Regions from separate parts of the Homo sapiens genome. Here region 1 is linked to region 2. Evidence: read pairs that join two places in POLR2A ChIA-PET (ENCODE). Cell type or tissue: IMR-90. All regions are shown on one strand.

The links. Peaks named below come from ENCODE experiments on the same cell type or tissue, not always from the same donor. Only the 100,000 strongest peaks of a DNase experiment are listed, where the experiment ranks them.
Region 1: POLR2A ChIA-PET joins it to region 2 with 8 read pairs; 1 of 35 experiments calls an interaction of 5 or more read pairs at or near these places.

Annotation. Positions count from the first base shown.
Region 1 is chr6:26,655,869-26,663,868 of GRCh38, forward strand. It overlaps ZNF322 (zinc finger protein 322), which reads right to left and starts at 3,878. Exons shown (of 4, transcript NM_024639.5): 1 at 3,573-3,878; 2 at 2,690-2,778. RefSeq lists enhancers at 3,308-3,808, 3,529-3,578, 3,589-3,778, 3,809-4,309, 4,009-4,068 and 1 more. In IMR-90, no CTCF peak of the experiment used is centred here; a DNase peak (open chromatin) is centred at 3,903; H3K4me3 peaks cover 1,621 bases; H3K27ac peaks cover 737 bases.
Region 2 is chr6:26,127,013-26,135,012 of GRCh38, forward strand. No RefSeq gene overlaps it. Among named protein-coding and RNA genes, the nearest start is that of H2AC6, 6.8 kb to the left of the region's middle. In IMR-90, no CTCF peak of the experiment used is centred here; no DNase peak of the experiment used is centred here; H3K4me3 peaks cover 558 bases; H3K27ac peaks cover 280 bases.

The DNA.
Region 1 (8,000 bases), 530 kb after region 2:
AGCCCCCGTCTTGGACTTTCGAATCTCCAGAATCATGAGCCAATAAATTTCTGTTCATTATAAATTACTCAGTCTATGGTATTCTGTTATAGCAGCCCAAAACAGACTAAAACGTTTGTTTAATAGACAGAGGCAAAATCATAAAGCAAACATGGTAAAATGTTAACATTTAGAGCATATGAGTGAAGGGTATATGGGAGTTCTTTGTACCATTTTGCAATTTTTTGTATATCTGTACTTATTCAAAATTAAAAGGTATTTTATTTTGGTTTTCAAAAAACATGGTGGCTAAAGATTGGTTTATTTTGGTGGTTAATACTGACAGTTTAAGCTCTGGATGCAGATTTTGGTTCAAATTCCCACTCTCCTCCTTTGTAGCTGTGAGAACTTGGGTTAGTAACTTAATTTCCTTCAACTTCAATATTCTCTTTTTTCCTCACAGAGTTGCTATGAGAACAAAGACACTGCCGGTACTAAGCTCAATGCCTAGGTCTCAGTAGATGCTTAATAAATGGTAGATTCTATTATTTTCTTAATTCTACCTTCACATGCACAAAACCACTAACATGTATTAAGCCCATTTTCTATGCCTGATTCTTGTGCAAAGCCTTGTTCAAAACCCACTTGCAATAACTAATAAAACAATTTGGCCAGTTAATGATTAATATGAAGATTATGCAAAAACTAGAAAAAAATTATGGAGAAATATTAGAAGGAAAAGGAAGAATTCCAACTCAGAATCACAACTAAGTAAAGATATGCCGGGATACAGACAAATAGCTGTTATAAGATGGGGGGTTCATAAAAGGTTTTGTCTTTTAAAATTTGTATTAGTGTTAAGCTCAAAAGGAGAATAGAGTGAAAATAAAGGATTCTTAGTTTTGTCACAGCCAGGCAAATCATTTACATTATTCCCTAAAGTTATCAGTCCAAGATGTCTTATTTGCCCTAAACAACCAATGAAGTGTGGGGCATTAAGAAGAAGAAAAAAAAAACTGAATAAATAAGGAAATAATTTTCCTATTCATATCCAAGCTTTTTTTAGATGTCAACACCTAAAAAATAAGTCTGGGTGTCAAACCTCAAAACAGATCATAAGGCCGGGCGTGGTGGCTCATGCCTGTAATCCGAGCACTTCGGGAAGCCGAGGCTGGCGGATCACAAGGTCAGGAGATTGAGACCATCCTGGCTAACACGGTGAAACCCCGTCTCTGCTAAAAAGTACAAAAAAATTAGCCAGGTGTGGTGGCGGGCGCCTGTAGTCCCAGCTACTTGGAAGGCTGAGGCAGAAGAATGGTGTGAACCTGGGAGGCAGAGCTTGCAGTGAGCTGAGATTGTGCCACTGCACTCCAGCCTGGATGACAGAGCGAAGACTCCATCTCAAAAAAAAAAAAAAATCACGACACTTCCCTAATTTAAAATACTGTTTTCTAGCACACTCAGAATAAAATCCAAAGTTTTTACTGCTCTACATAATGTGGCACCTCTGCGTTATCTTCAGCCTCACAGGCCATCTCCGAGCTTTTGCACTTGTTCCTTCTGCCTAGAATGCTCTTCCCCATGCAGCTTACTCCTTTATTGGACTCAAGTCTCTGCCTGAAGATCACTTCCTCAAAAAGCAGCATACCCTGACTACCTTATCTAAAATAGCCTGTGTTGCTTTATCACATTTTATTTCTCTCCACAGCACTTATCACCATTCAACTTTATGGTATACATTTTATATTTATTCGTTTGTCTTTTTACTAAAATATAACTTCTATTAGGGTTAGGACTTAGTCTTTTGCTTACTGTAATATCCCTACTACCTAGAGTACATTTGTTGAATAAATGAAAAGTGTGAACAAATACCAGAACAAAAAGGCAATCATTATCCTTGGACCCCCAGTAGCTGTATAACAGACTAGACCAGTAGCCCTGGCTGGTTCATCTAGCAAGCCCAAATACATCTTTCAAGTCTTAGCTCCAGGGTACCCTCCTTCAGGATGCTTCTCTTGCCCCATCCTAGGAAGAGACTAGTACTCTTTCCTGCCTAGGGTCGAAGTGAAAGGAATAAACTGGAACACGACAAAAGTCCAAGCAGACAGGCTAATTCATACAACTTGAGAGTTCATGGTTATCCTTAAAGGGTATATGGGACCAAGAGACAAAGTTAGTAAAGCATTATTTAAAAATTAGATGGTGTTTATAGGCCTTAGACTTGGAAATTTCTCATTTATTTTTCATTGATTACATGGATTATCTCATTTAGTCCTCCCAAGGACCCTATGAAATAGGTATTAATACCAGTGTTTGGATCTTATAGATGGAAAACCTGATGCTTAGGGCAGTTAGATAATCACCCAACAACTTACAAATAGTAAGCAGCAGAGCCAGGATTTCAATACCTATCTTCTGACTCCAGAGCCTGCCTAAGCATTAGGCATACTACCCTCTTTGTGCTACAAATCAATCAAAAAGCAATTACTGCAAGCCTAATGTGAATATGCATGCATGTTGAAAAGGAGTAGAAAATAGCCTTAAGTTGGTAGGATAGGGCTCAGTTTTATCACTCTGCTATCTTAGGAGCTAAGAAAGGGGCATTCTCTTTTTCCATATATCTTCTCCCATACTTTCCTGTCTTTCACCCTGCCCCACCCCACACCCCCATCCACATTTATACAGAAACAGAGCCTGGTATACCACTTACCGTAACAAGAAAGACTCAAGACCATCTTCCTTTTGGTTTCAAAAGGTCTCTAGTTCAGAACTATTCACAACACTCAATTCTTGCCTCTCCTAGAGGAAAAATCAATAATGTAGACGATGACCTTGTGAAATTTATAATTCATAATTTTTCTAGAGCTGGCCTAGAAAACTGGTCCCATTTCCTCTCCATTCTAGTGAGCATCCTTCAACCATAGCTTACCTCTTCCCATCTTTGCTTACACTGTTTCTCCTGCAGGAAGTACCTGCCACTGGTAGCCATCAGTTCCGACCAGCTCTAGACAAAATGTCAAGAATCTTTCTATTACTAACTGTAACTTCATAACAAAGCCCTAAGCCTCGTTTTTCGTTTGTTTTTTCTCCTTCTGCTAATTGTTTTTGTTTGTATTATCTCAACTCCTAAGATCAAAGACCCATTCGTCTACCACTACAAACCCCAAAGTGCATGTGATAAGTGTATATAATATAAAGTTATCTGTAATTCCATTTTCCAAAAAGAAATGGTTATAGGAAGATTAAACAAACCAGATTTTTCTGCAGATAGATTCAACTGCAACATAACTAATTTCTGCACTGAAGATGAAGCGAAAAATCCATTCAAGGTCCTTTTTTTCCTCGATATATATGAAAGATTATATTGCTTTGAAAAGTGCCTTGCAGTGTTTACTATCTCTAGGAACTACCGTACTAAGGTTCTCTTCTTTCAACTTTTCATTGACCATCTTTCAGTCCTCCGTCCGCCGTCAGCGGAGACCAGACCATGCTCAGTGTCCAGGAACAGGGGCTGCTCCCACTCGACTGTGGCCGTGGGTCTTGGGTCCCACCGCGCACCCATCCCACCCCTGGGCCCCGCAGGCCGCGCTTACCCTGGCAGCCGCCGGCGCCGCCCCTAGGCCTGGGGACAGCACTTCCGGTTACTCTCCGGACACTCGAATCTGGGCTTCCTGGCGGCCGCAGACTCTGCGATAGTAGATCTAAGGGCCAGGCTTCGGGAAGGAAAGAAAAGCGAACCCGGCACGGACAAGACCTAGGAGCAACTCCCTTCGTGCGCCTAGACTAGAGGAGTTGGGGCCAGGCCGCCCACAGAGCGCTTTAACAGAGCGCTTCAAGGGCCCACAAGGCCGGCTACGCAAACCCTTTCAAGCTGGCTGGGAAGAGGCCGGCGCAGCCCCACCCCCGCAAGTCACATGATCACCCCTCTCCGGCCACTAGGGCGTTCCAACCCCGGCCCCTGGGCCAATAGGAGCCGAGTCTTCGGAAAGGGGCGGGGCCCGGGGCGCCTGCGCTCTGGGAGCCCTCGGCGTTTTGGTGGGAGGGGGTCTTGCTGGCGCAGTGGAAGGCCGGCTGCGGGGGGAGGCGATCGCTGCCACCCTGTCTAAGAAGAAACGGCACCAACAGCGTTGCAGTTTATGTTACAGTTTCCCCAAGGCTGTTAACCGAGGACTCAAACCAGGAGTAGAGTCACAAAGATTAGATGCCACTGACCCTGAGAGAAACACCAGGAAAGATCTGGGAGAGATAGAGGATTCTGAAGCACAGTGGCAGCGCTGTCATCCACGAAGATGTGGCCAGCGAGATGGAAGAAATGCTTTTAAAAGTGGTGGACTTGTGTGGGTGGAGAAAACAGCAGCGAGAGAAAGTACTGTGGGAGGTTCCCCAGTCCTTGCTGATTATGTTTCTGATTTGGAATCAGCTAAGAGTAAATCACCTAGTGGTGGGGCTGGAACAGAACTCAGTTCTTTAGGTTGAACACTGGGTATTCTCCCAGCTCAATTGTTAAATTAAAAAAAACAAACCAACAAAAAACAGTTTTTAAATGTCCTCAGCTATCAAAGGGAAAAGATGAGTAGTAGGAATATGGAAAACTAAACCCTGGGCAGCCTGGCCAAGGACTTGGATTGTGAGCCAGTTGCTGAGGTTTAGTAATTGGGGAGCGCAGTCTCTGAGACACGTATTCAGTATTAACTAATCATGTTCCTACTAGTGGAATTCTTCCGCAGAGGGTCTACAGCTTATTCTACTTTCATGTTTATTTTTAATGAAACTTTCAAGGTCAAAATATTCCACTCAGGGTTGTCTTAATATTTTGAATAATAACATTTTGAGTGTGTAGCATGTATCAAACACTGTTCTAATAACTTTACACTATTGTCTCATTCAGTTGTAACAAAAATCGTGTGAGATATGTATTCTTTTAGGAGGAAACTGGTGCACAGAGAGATTAAGTAGCTTGCCCAGGATCACATATTACTGATGAAGCTGTAATGTGAACAGTCTGATGCCAGATTCTGTGCTTGCAGTCACTATACTTATGGCTACCTCAATAGTGGTGAGTGTATTGTGTAAAATTATTGGAATAAAAATTAAGCAAGTTGGATTCTGATCTCTGCACTGCATATAACAAGGTCTGAATATGTGTAGAATTGAACTGTTCAACCTTTTCTTTCAGGATACATTGGCCCAAAGTACTCTTTATTAATTGTTTTATTCAGTTAAACATTTATTGAGCACCTCCAATTAACAGGACACCATAGGCCGGGCACGGTGGCTCACGCCTGTAATGCCAGCACTTTGGAAGGCTGAGGCGGGTGGATCACCTGAGGTCGCGAGTTTGAGACCAGCCTGACCAACATGGTGAAACCCTGTCTCTACTAAAAATACAAAATTAGCCAGGCGTGGTGGCGCATGCCTGTAATCCCAGCTACTTGGGAGGCTGAGACAGGAGAATCGCTTGAACCTGGGAGGTGAAGGTTGCAGTGAGCCAAGGGCACTCCAGCCCGGGCAACAAAAGTGAAACTCCATGTCAAAAAGAAACAAAAACCAAAAAAACAGGACACTATGCTGTGTGTTAGGAATTAAAGGCCAGTGAGACTCAATACCACTCCTTTAATGGCTCACAGTCTGGTATGGAGACGGCAGGGGTTTTAGGTGGTGTGGTAGAGGTAGAAGTTGTATAAGGTCATCTGGGGGCATAGAGGTGAAGCACTTTGTAAGAACTTTGAGAAAGAGTCAGAAAAGACTCTGTAGGAGATGAGACATAAGGTGAGACTCGAAGGAATAGAAGTAAGGAGTTGGCTGAAGATGAGCCTGAAATGGAAGATGGAAAATAAGTACAGAGACATTTGAATGTGATTTCAGTTAGTGGAATTTATCTTATATGAAATGGGAAGCAATTCTTGGAATTTCAAGCTGTGGAAATAGGGCAATTATCCCCACATTTAAAATCTTTAGAAAGATTATTTTTAGTTTTAAGTATGAGGATAAAGAGTAAGAAGGAGCAGCCAGGAAATTATGAGGAAAACAAAAGTGGACTACGACAACCAAGGGAGGAGAGTTTCAGTTAAGAGGTTTTTGACCAGACACTGTGGCACATGCCTGTAGCCCCAGCTGCTTGGTAGGCATAGGTGGGGGGATCACTTGAGCCCAGGAGTTCCAGACCAAGCTTGGGCAACATACTTCTTGTGGTTCTGAAGAGGATCTGGCTTTGAGGATAGAGATGAAGGGTATGGAAAGACTATTGTGACTAGAGTTGAGCAAGTGGGAAATTGTGAACTGCAGCCCCTGGAAAGGTGCATTTCAGTATCTTGTTTCCTAGAAGCCAGTAGGTCTGAAACTTCTTTCTGAGATTATCCACTGGAAAGTAGATTGGTCCTATGGAGAGTGTATGTATCTAGGGTTGCCAAATTTAGAAAGAAAAAAGTACAGGAAACCCAGTTACATTTGAATTTTAGATAAACAATAGATTTTAAAAAAGTTTTTAGGGAATATATTTTTCCCATGGGACATACACTAAAAAAATGGTTCATTGTTTATCCGATATTTAAATGTAACTGGGCATCCTGTATTGCATCTGACAATCATATAAGTAGCCTTTGTATGGAAACATATTCTGTGGAAGCAGTTCGTTTATAAGGGGCAGCATTTGTGATAAGATGAGGCAGGGAATTGCAGTTTCCTAGGATTTCTCCTTCTGAGAGAATAAAGAGACATCACCTAAGAGGGTTAGATCATGTGAGTGACTGAACTAATGTGATAAGATCTGATTATGGGAGAGAAAGATTGAGTTATATCTTTAGTTCGGCCAAATATTTGGTAAGAATAAGGACATGGCGATTTGGGAAATAAGAAATATAAGTTTGGACTAATGTCAAGTAGAAGGATAAGAGATTGGAGATCAGGGAAAAGGAGCAGGATCAGGGGACAACATAGGTTTAGTGTATGAATCATATTGAGGTGGAAAGGTAAATTTGAGTAGAAAGTGACGTCAAATAGGTTACTTATATGATCAATTAATGTTGGTTGGATGAACATGATTAGGCAAGCAAGTCAGAGGCATGCAGGGTATGAGTTGGGGTTGGATAAAGTATGGATAGTTGATGAGTTGTAGAGGAAAGTGATCAATGGATTTGAGACTGAGGAGAGAGTTTTTTTTGGAAGGTGTAGATACATTGGAATTCCATTTGAAAACCCTTTAAATTCTTCTTAGACACCATGCAGTCTTTTTATTTTTCTAAATCATTTTCCAAAGTGATTTACACACTAAAAAGGAATACCTTAGACCATGCAATAAAGGACAGACAGATGATCTAAAGAACAGGACATAATCAAGATTTCAGTGGAAATTCCCAAGGTACTTAAGGAAACAACTGGGGTCAGAGGAAGGCTAAAGAATACTATGGCAGGTTTTGGCTATGTTAGAATTTTTCCTGCCGAAATCTAAGCTGAAAGTTTCCACGAAGGAACTCTGAAAAAGAGAAAGTCCTCTTCTGTGTCTCTACGGCAGGCATATTTGCGATTTTTGGGATCCTGATGCATGCACTGTTAATGGAGATTTACAGGAGTCAGACCCAAAATCAACGTTAGTGGCCTCAATTTTTCTTCATCTGCTGCAGCTTGTTACTGAGAGTTCTGGTGATTGTTCCGTACCTGTTACTCCAACTAGATTTTAACTTAGTACAGAAAAGGTCTTTCATCCATGTCATCTCTTCTTTTTTTCTTTGTTTTTTTTTCTTTTTGAGACGGAGTCTCGCTCTGTCGCTCAGGCTGGAGTGCAGTAGCATGATCTCGGCTCACTGCAACCTCCACCTCCCTCATTCAAGCAGTTCTCCTGCCTCAGCCTCCTAAGCAGCTGGGATTACAGGCATGCGCTACCAAGCCCAGCTAATTTTTATATTTTAGTTGAGTTGGGGTTTCACCATGTTGGCCAGGCTGGTCTGGAACTCTTGACCTCAAGAGATCCACCTGCCTTGACCTCCCAAAGTGCTGGGATTACAGGCGTGAGCCACTGTGCCTGG
Region 2 (8,000 bases):
ACCTCCTTAAGAGATTATTGTCAGAAAAATAGAAAGAGTAAAACATCCATACATAATGGGTAAACTTTGTCCACATACCAGAATGTTACTAATGGCTTTCTAACCTCTGAAGAATTTAAGGGAAGGAGGAAAGGTAATTTTCCCCAGGGAATCTACACGAAGAGGTAAATCTTGACAATGTATTAATACTGTAAACCCAGGGAAAAAAAGCCAGTACAATTTTTATTTAGGGTGTGGCAAATAAAACAAAGGGACACGTGAAAACATGGCTCAGTAAAGAGCTACAAGACTTGGTGCAACTGACTTATTGTGGTGAGTGAGAAAAGGAGAGAGAGAAAACTTGAATTTCAATTCTTCTCTCTGGGCTCCAATAACAAGATTTTGTATTCGGTCTATTTAGTAGTGAATGATACATTGTGTTAAGTTTGTTAACCTAGAGGCTTTCATCTTAAGCAGTACTTAAGATGTAGACCCCCTCTTATTCAAATACTGATAATCAGCATAGAACTTGGCATACAAGAGACACTTGGCTGTTGGGCATTGAGAAAATGTTGAACTGAATGAATCAATGACTTAGGCAGCCAGGAAGCACTTTGTTGTAGAGAGTTGGTTTATTACTAAGGAAGACATTAAGTATTAAATATTAGACTAATAGGTTGCTAATAGTGTTTTCTCTTTCCAATAGAAAATGTCTTCTGAGGCTGATCTGGTGTCTCACATCTGTAATCCCAGCACTTGGGGAGGCTGAGGTGGGTAGATCACCTGAGGTCAGGAGTTTGAGACCAGCCTGGCCAACATGGCGAAACCCCATCTCTAATAAAACTACACAAATTAGTCAGGTGTGGCGGTGTTCACCTGTAGGCGCCTGTAGTCCCAGCTACTCAGGAGACTGAGGCAGAAGAATCACTTGAACCCCGGGAGGTGGAGGTTGTAGTGAGCCAAGATCGTGCCACTGCACTCCAGCCTGGGCGACAAAGTGAAACTCCGTCTCAAAAAAAAACCAACCCCATCTCTACTAAAAAATACAAAAATTAGCTGGGCATGCTAGTGCACGCCTGTAGTCCCAGCTACTCGGGAGGCTGAGGCAAGAGAATCACTTGAATATAGGAGGGGGAGGTTGCAGTGAGAGTGAGACTCTCAAAAAAAAACAACAAAACAAAAAGTAACAAGAAAAAAGAAACTATATTCCAAAAATCCAAATTTCACTGGCAGTTTGTTCTGGGAGCTTCAGACACATAGAAGGTGTCAGTTAACCAGTTCTTACCTAAGAGGTACTGCTAAGAGCCTAGTCCCTAAGCAAAGGGAGCTTCAGAGAAACACAGAAGGTGCCAGTTAACCAGTTCTTACCTAAGAGGTACTGCTAAGAGCCTAGTCCCTAAGCAAAGGACATTCCTCGTAGCTCTGTCCTGTCTCCTCATCTCCAAAATACTTTACCTTCTACTTTGAAATGCCCACTATTATATTCAAAAGCCCTAGTTACTTCCAGGGAAAATTATCTATTGAGCAATGAATTTCGGTAGCTTCAGTTGGATTCCAACTCTTGAGCAAGTTTTCATCTCCCTTGCCTGAATGGCCCTGGGGAGGACTATTTAAATTGGGGCGAGTGGATGAGGATGCTAAACCTAGAGGTCTCCCAATTACCAAAGGCACCTGGGCACCAGGGACTAAAGTTTGTCTCAGGAATTTACTGAGATATGAGGCTGAGATAAAATCATTTTTTGGTACATAAGGTATCTTGAACAAAGCAGATCAGTTTAACACAAAATCAACAATCGTAATTTCCCTTTTTAAATTTCCAAATCTATGTAGCAATATCCTTTCCTTTAATTCATTCATCATCTCTATTCACTTTTTGTATTCTGTAAATCATTTGAACTTTTATAAGAATTATATTTTCCCCTTGAGGTCACAAAAAAGAAAGTATTAGAAATTTTATAACCAATTTTTAAAAAATTATATTTTAAGGTTAAATACAAACCTTCTAAAGGTTTGTCATCTGTTGATCCTAAATTATAATTATAAATTTATATATTCCTGTTGAATATAATGCATGTGTGTTACAAGATTATTAGCAATTTGAGAATTTCCCGTGCATATTGGAGATGAGCAAATGGAATAAGTGCTCATGTGTAGCGACAGGATTCTCTATTTTATTTCAATACTTAATATTGTACCAAACCAAGTAAGAGGAGCATCATGAGAAAATGTACTAAAGGACAGTCATTACCTATATTTACACCTAGAAAAGAAAACTATATTATTGATAAACTGATAAATCTATTTTATGTATTTATTTATTATTTTGCTCTGTCATCCAGGCTGGAGTGTACTGGTGCGATTTCCACTCATTGCAACCTCCTGCTCCCAGGTTCAAGCAATTCTACCTCAGCCTCCCTAGTAACTGGGACTACAGGCATGCACCACCACACCCAGCTAATTTTTATATTTATAGTAGAGACAGGGTTTCACCATGTTGGCCAGCCTGGTCTCAAACTCCTGACCTCAGGTGATATGCCCACCTCAGCCTCTCAAATGCTAGGATTACAGGTATGAGCCACCGCGCCCAGTCTGATAAATCTATATTAAAAAGAATAAATATAACCATTGCATCTTCAACAGAAATTGGAATATGGCATGTAGATTTCAAAATAAAATGAATTCTCTGGCATTGAATTACTGTACTCATGTTGAAGAAATGTCAGAACTTCATTGGATGTTATTATATTACAGTTGTTTGTTTGAGTTGTAGTTTGGGCAGAGTAAAGGAGCCAACATGTCTTAGGATTTAGAACTTGTGCACATTGCCTACAGTTGAAAGAAGAAAGCATGCTAAATTCCAGCCTCTTTGGTATGTGGTTGGGACGTAAAGTTTTACCACATCCTTCATTGTCTTAGCCTACTCAGGCTGCCATAACAAAATACCAGAGACTGGATGGCTTAAACAACAGAATCTTTTTTTCCATATCTAAGAGGCTTGGAACAGAAATTCATTTTCTCACAGTTTTGGAGCCTGGAAGTTTAAGATCAAGGTGCCAACATAGTTTATGGTGAGAATCTGTTCCTGGCTAACAGATGGCTGCCATCTCACTGTGTGTTTGTATGGTGTTTCCTTGGTGCCTGCGTGGAGAGAGAGCTCTAAGTGTCTCATCTTCTGTAAGGACACCAGCCCCAATGGGATTAGGGCCCTATCCTGTGATCTTTAGTTTTATGTACCCCCTAAAGGCTCTATGTCCAAATGCAGTCACACTGGGGTTTAGGGTTTTAATAAATGAATTTTGGGGGACACAGTTTAGTCCATAACATTCTGTCCTTGACCTGCCAAAATGTATGTCCTTCTCCCATACAAGATAAATTTATTCCATCCCAGCCGGGCATGGTGGCTCACACGTGTAATCCCAGCACTTTGGGAAGCCAAGGCAGGCGGATCAGAAGGTCAAGAGATCGAGACCATTCTGGCTAACACGGTGAAACCCCATCTCTACTAAAATAAAAAAAAAATTAGCCAGGCGTGGTGGCGGGCGCCTGTAGTCCCAGCTACTCTGGAGGCTGAGACATGAGAATGGCATAAACCCGGGAGGCAGAGCTTGCAGTGAGCCAAGATGGTGCCACTGCACTCCAGCCTGGGCGACAGAGCTAGACTCCGTCTCAAAAAAAAAAAAAAAATTATTCCATCCCAACAGCCCCCTGAAAGTCTTAACTCATTCTAGCATCAATTCTAAAGTTCAAAGTGTCATCTAAAAAATCATCTAAATCAGGTTACGGGTGAGGCTCAATGTGTGATTCATCCAGAGACAAAATTCCTTTCCAGCTTTGAACGTGTGAAACCAGAAATGTTACATGCTTCTAAGGTACAATGGTGAAACAGGCATAATAGACATTCCCATTAGAAAATGGAGAAATAGGAAAGAAGGAAGGTGTAATGTGTCCTAATCAAGTCCAAAACCTGGCAAGGCAAATTCTGTTAGGTCTTAAGAAAAACCCTCTTTGGCTTGATGCCCTGATTTCCAGGCCCAGTGGTGTCTCAGTGTCACCTCTGGCTCTGTAGTTGGCCTACTCCATCTGCCCTGCCTGAAGTCTCGGTCTTTCAGTTTGGTGGGGTCCCACCCAGGCAGCCATCTGTGAGAGACTCCCACACAGTTCTGCAGGGCATCTTTGAAACAGGTAGAGTCAGCCTTGACTACATGTTCCCACCCCCACCCTATCCCATCTGTACTCTCTGAGTCTGACATCAAAGTGGCAGCCCTGGCGGCTCCTGCCTGTAATCCCAGCACTTTGGGAGGCCAATGAGAATGGATCACTGGAGGTCAGGAGTTCCAAACTAGCCTGGCCAACATAGTGAAACCCCATCTCTACTAAAAATACAAAAATTAGCTGGGCAAGTGGTGGCAGGAGCGCTACTCGGGAGGGTACAGATTTAGAGCCTGTAATCCCAGCTACTTGGGAGTCTAAGGCAAGAGAATCCCTTGAACCTGGGAGGTGGAGATTGCAGTGAGCTGAGATCACACCATTGCCCTACAGCCTGGGTGACAGTGAGACTGCCTCAAGAAAAAACAAAAGAGTCAGCCCTAGTGATCTTGTAAGTTGCCTTTGGTGGGTCAGTCTTTCCTTTTCTTAAAGAATAGTACACATTGACAGCCAGGTAGCTCTATGATCCTGTTCTATAGAATTCAAAAAGTCGACAACCTTCCTTTGTTCCTTTCTGTTTTCTCTGCCTACGTTAGTTTAAATTGGCAGTGTCTCTGCTGGAATAATCCCATCTCTCTTCCTGGCTTCTGCTGAGATGGCTGATTAAATCCTTGGGTCACACCCATTATCTCTTTATCAAATGGTTGTTCAGGCTAGGCTCAGTGTTTCACGCCTGTAATCCCAACACTTTGGGAGACTGAGGAGGGCAGATCACTTGAGCTCAGGAGTTAGAGACCAGCCTAGGCAACATGTCAAAACCCCATCTCTATAAACAACAACAAAAAATTAGCCAGGGTGTGGTGGTGCATACATGTAGTCCCAGCTACTTAGGAGGCTGAGGTGGGAGGATTGCTTGAGCCTGAAGGCAAAGGTTGCACTGAACTGAGATTGTGCCACTGCACTCCAGCCTGGATGACATAGCCAGACCCTGTCTCAAAAAACATAAAAATAAAAATAAAACCAAGAAAAAAAAAGAAAAAGAAAACATTGTTCAACCATACCTCTTCAAGAAAAACTTTCTCAATTTTTACAATATAGATTGAGAAATCTATCCCAAATCTCCAAGTTCTGATTGTGTTTTGCTTAAAAATTCCTTCTTTATTTCGGCTCTTTCCTCTCACATTTCACTTTAAGCAGTAAGGAGGACCTAAATCACACCTTCAATACTTTGCTTAGACATCTCTTCTGGTAAATATCCAGTTTTACTGCTTATAAGTTCTTTCCAGTAAACACTACAGCGTAATTCAGCCAAGTTCTTGACACATTGTAACAAGAACAGTGATTTCTACAGTTTCCAATAACCTGTCCCTCATTTTCATCTGAGACCTCACAAGAGTTGACTTTAATGTCCATATATATATATTTTTTGTGTGTGTGTGGCGGGGGGAGTGGAGTCCTGCTCTGTATCCCAGGCTGGAGTGCAGTGGTGTGATCTTGGGTCACTGCAACCTCCACCCCCCGGGTTTAAGCGATTCTTCAGCCTCAGCCTCCCGAGTAGCTGGGACCACAGAAGCACATCACCATGCCCAGCTAATTTTTGTATTTTTAGTAGAGACAGGGTTTCGCCATATTGGCCAGGCTGGTCTCAAACTCCCGACCTCGTGATCTGTGCCCTCAGCCTCCCAAAGTGCTGAGATTACAGGCGTGAGCCACCACGCCTGGCCTAAAGTCCATATTTTAACCAGCATATTTAATATTCTATCCATGATCGTTATAAATCTAAGTTTCTATGAAAATGGAAGCTTTCTGTCCAGCTCTCTTCCTTTCTGAGCCTTTGCCAGAATTGCCTTTAATGTCCATATTTCTTTCAATAGTCCCTTCACAATTGGCTTTTTCTAGTATGAACCTCAAACTCTTCCAGCCTTTACCCATCACCAATTTCCAAAGCCACTTCCCCATGTTTAGGTATTTGTTGTTGCAGCATCCCACGCCTGGGTACCAAAACTTAGTCAGCTTGGACTGCCATAACAAAATACTACAGACTGGTGGCTTAAACGATAGACATTTATTTTCTAACAATTCTGCAGGCTGGAAATCTAAGATCCAAGTTGCCAGCATAGTCAGTTTCTGGTGAGGATCTCTTCCTGGCTTAAATTATTTCACAGACACCAGGCAGATAACCATATCCATTCTTTCCTGTATTCGTTAATAGTCAGAGCTAAAAGTGTAGGGCTCTAAATTTACACTTCAACAAATTGTTCTGTTATTAAGTATTCACCTCAAAATGACCAGACTATACTATCCTCTAAATTTTAGAAACTTGGAGCTTGGCTCTGGTCCCTAGTCTTTGTTCTGTCTCATTAATGGCTTCATCAATACTACGGTTCCAAAGACTATCTATATGCAGTAAACTTCCAATTTTACATCTCCAGCCTGACCTTTTTTCTGAAATGCAAATGTGTGTAGCCACATTTTCACTTGACATCTCCATTTAGAACTCTAATAGGTCTTTCACCCTAAACACTTCCAAGACACAGGAATAAACGTGCTCCTTAAGCCTGTTATCCCTTCCAGTTCTCCCCAGTTCAATAACTGACACTACCATTTACTCAAATCAACATTCTAAGAGTGTCACTTGCTACATTTCCTTCATCTCTACAAATCCAAAGTATCTGTGAGTCACGTCACCTACATATTCAATACATGCAATAATTCATTCTCCATACTCCTTACCATGACTTAAGGGCCCACTCAGTGACCATCTCTGGCCTCTGTTCACCTCTTCTGCTGTTCTCCTTTGCTGTTCCAGCCACGCTGGTCTCTTTTCACATCAAGCAGCTAAGCTCTGCCCATTTAAGACATTTAACTTCTTGGCCTCAATCTCTGAAATGCCTGTTTGATTTTTCTTCTGGTGAGCTCATTTTCACTCATCAGGTCCCAGCTCTGTTTCAGACAAGGCTATCTAAAATAGACCTACCTAAATGGATTAAAAATCTGAGAATATGAAATAACAAATATCAGATGACATTTTAGGAGACCCTTTATATACCTCATTTGTGTGTGTGTGTGTGTGTGTGTGTGTGTGTGTGTGTTTGGAAATGGTGATGGAGGGTGTCATTGCTAAGTGAGGAGGAAACACAAAAGCCATCTAGGAAAGGACACAGACTAGATAGGTCCAAAAGTGGTTTAAGACAGAATATATGTAAAGAGAGTTATAGAAAGAGCAATAAGTTGGGATAAAGGATTTCCAAAACATATACGGGGTTAGTAACCTCAATTTACAGGGACAAACTGCAAAACGTTAGTGAAAAGGCAAACAACATAATATAAAAGATGATTAAACGGTATTTTATATCATGTATTAAATTCATATGGCCAATACATATGAAAAACAAGAAACAAAAAACCTTCCTAGTAATTCAAAATTATGCATATTAATACAACAAAGGGATACCACTTCTTTTTTTTTTTTTTTTTTGAGACAGAGTCTTGCTCAGGTACCCAGGCTGGAGTGTAGTGGCATGATCTCAACTCACTGCAACTTCCACCCCCTGGGTTCAAGCGATTCTCCTGCCTCAGCCTCCCGAGTAGCTGGGACTACAGGCGCCTGCTACCACGCTCAGCTAACTTTTGTATTTTTATTAGAGATGGGGTTTTACCATGTTGGTTGGCCAGGATGGTCTCGGTCTCTTGACCTCGTGATCTGACGGCCTCAGCCTCCCAAAGTGCTGTGATTACAGGCGTGAACCACTGCACCTGGCCTAATTTTTGTATTATTAGTAGAGATGGGGTTTCACCATATTGGCCAGGCTGGTGTCGAACTCCTCCTGACCTCAGATGATCCACCCACTTCAGGCTCCCAAAGTGCTGGGATT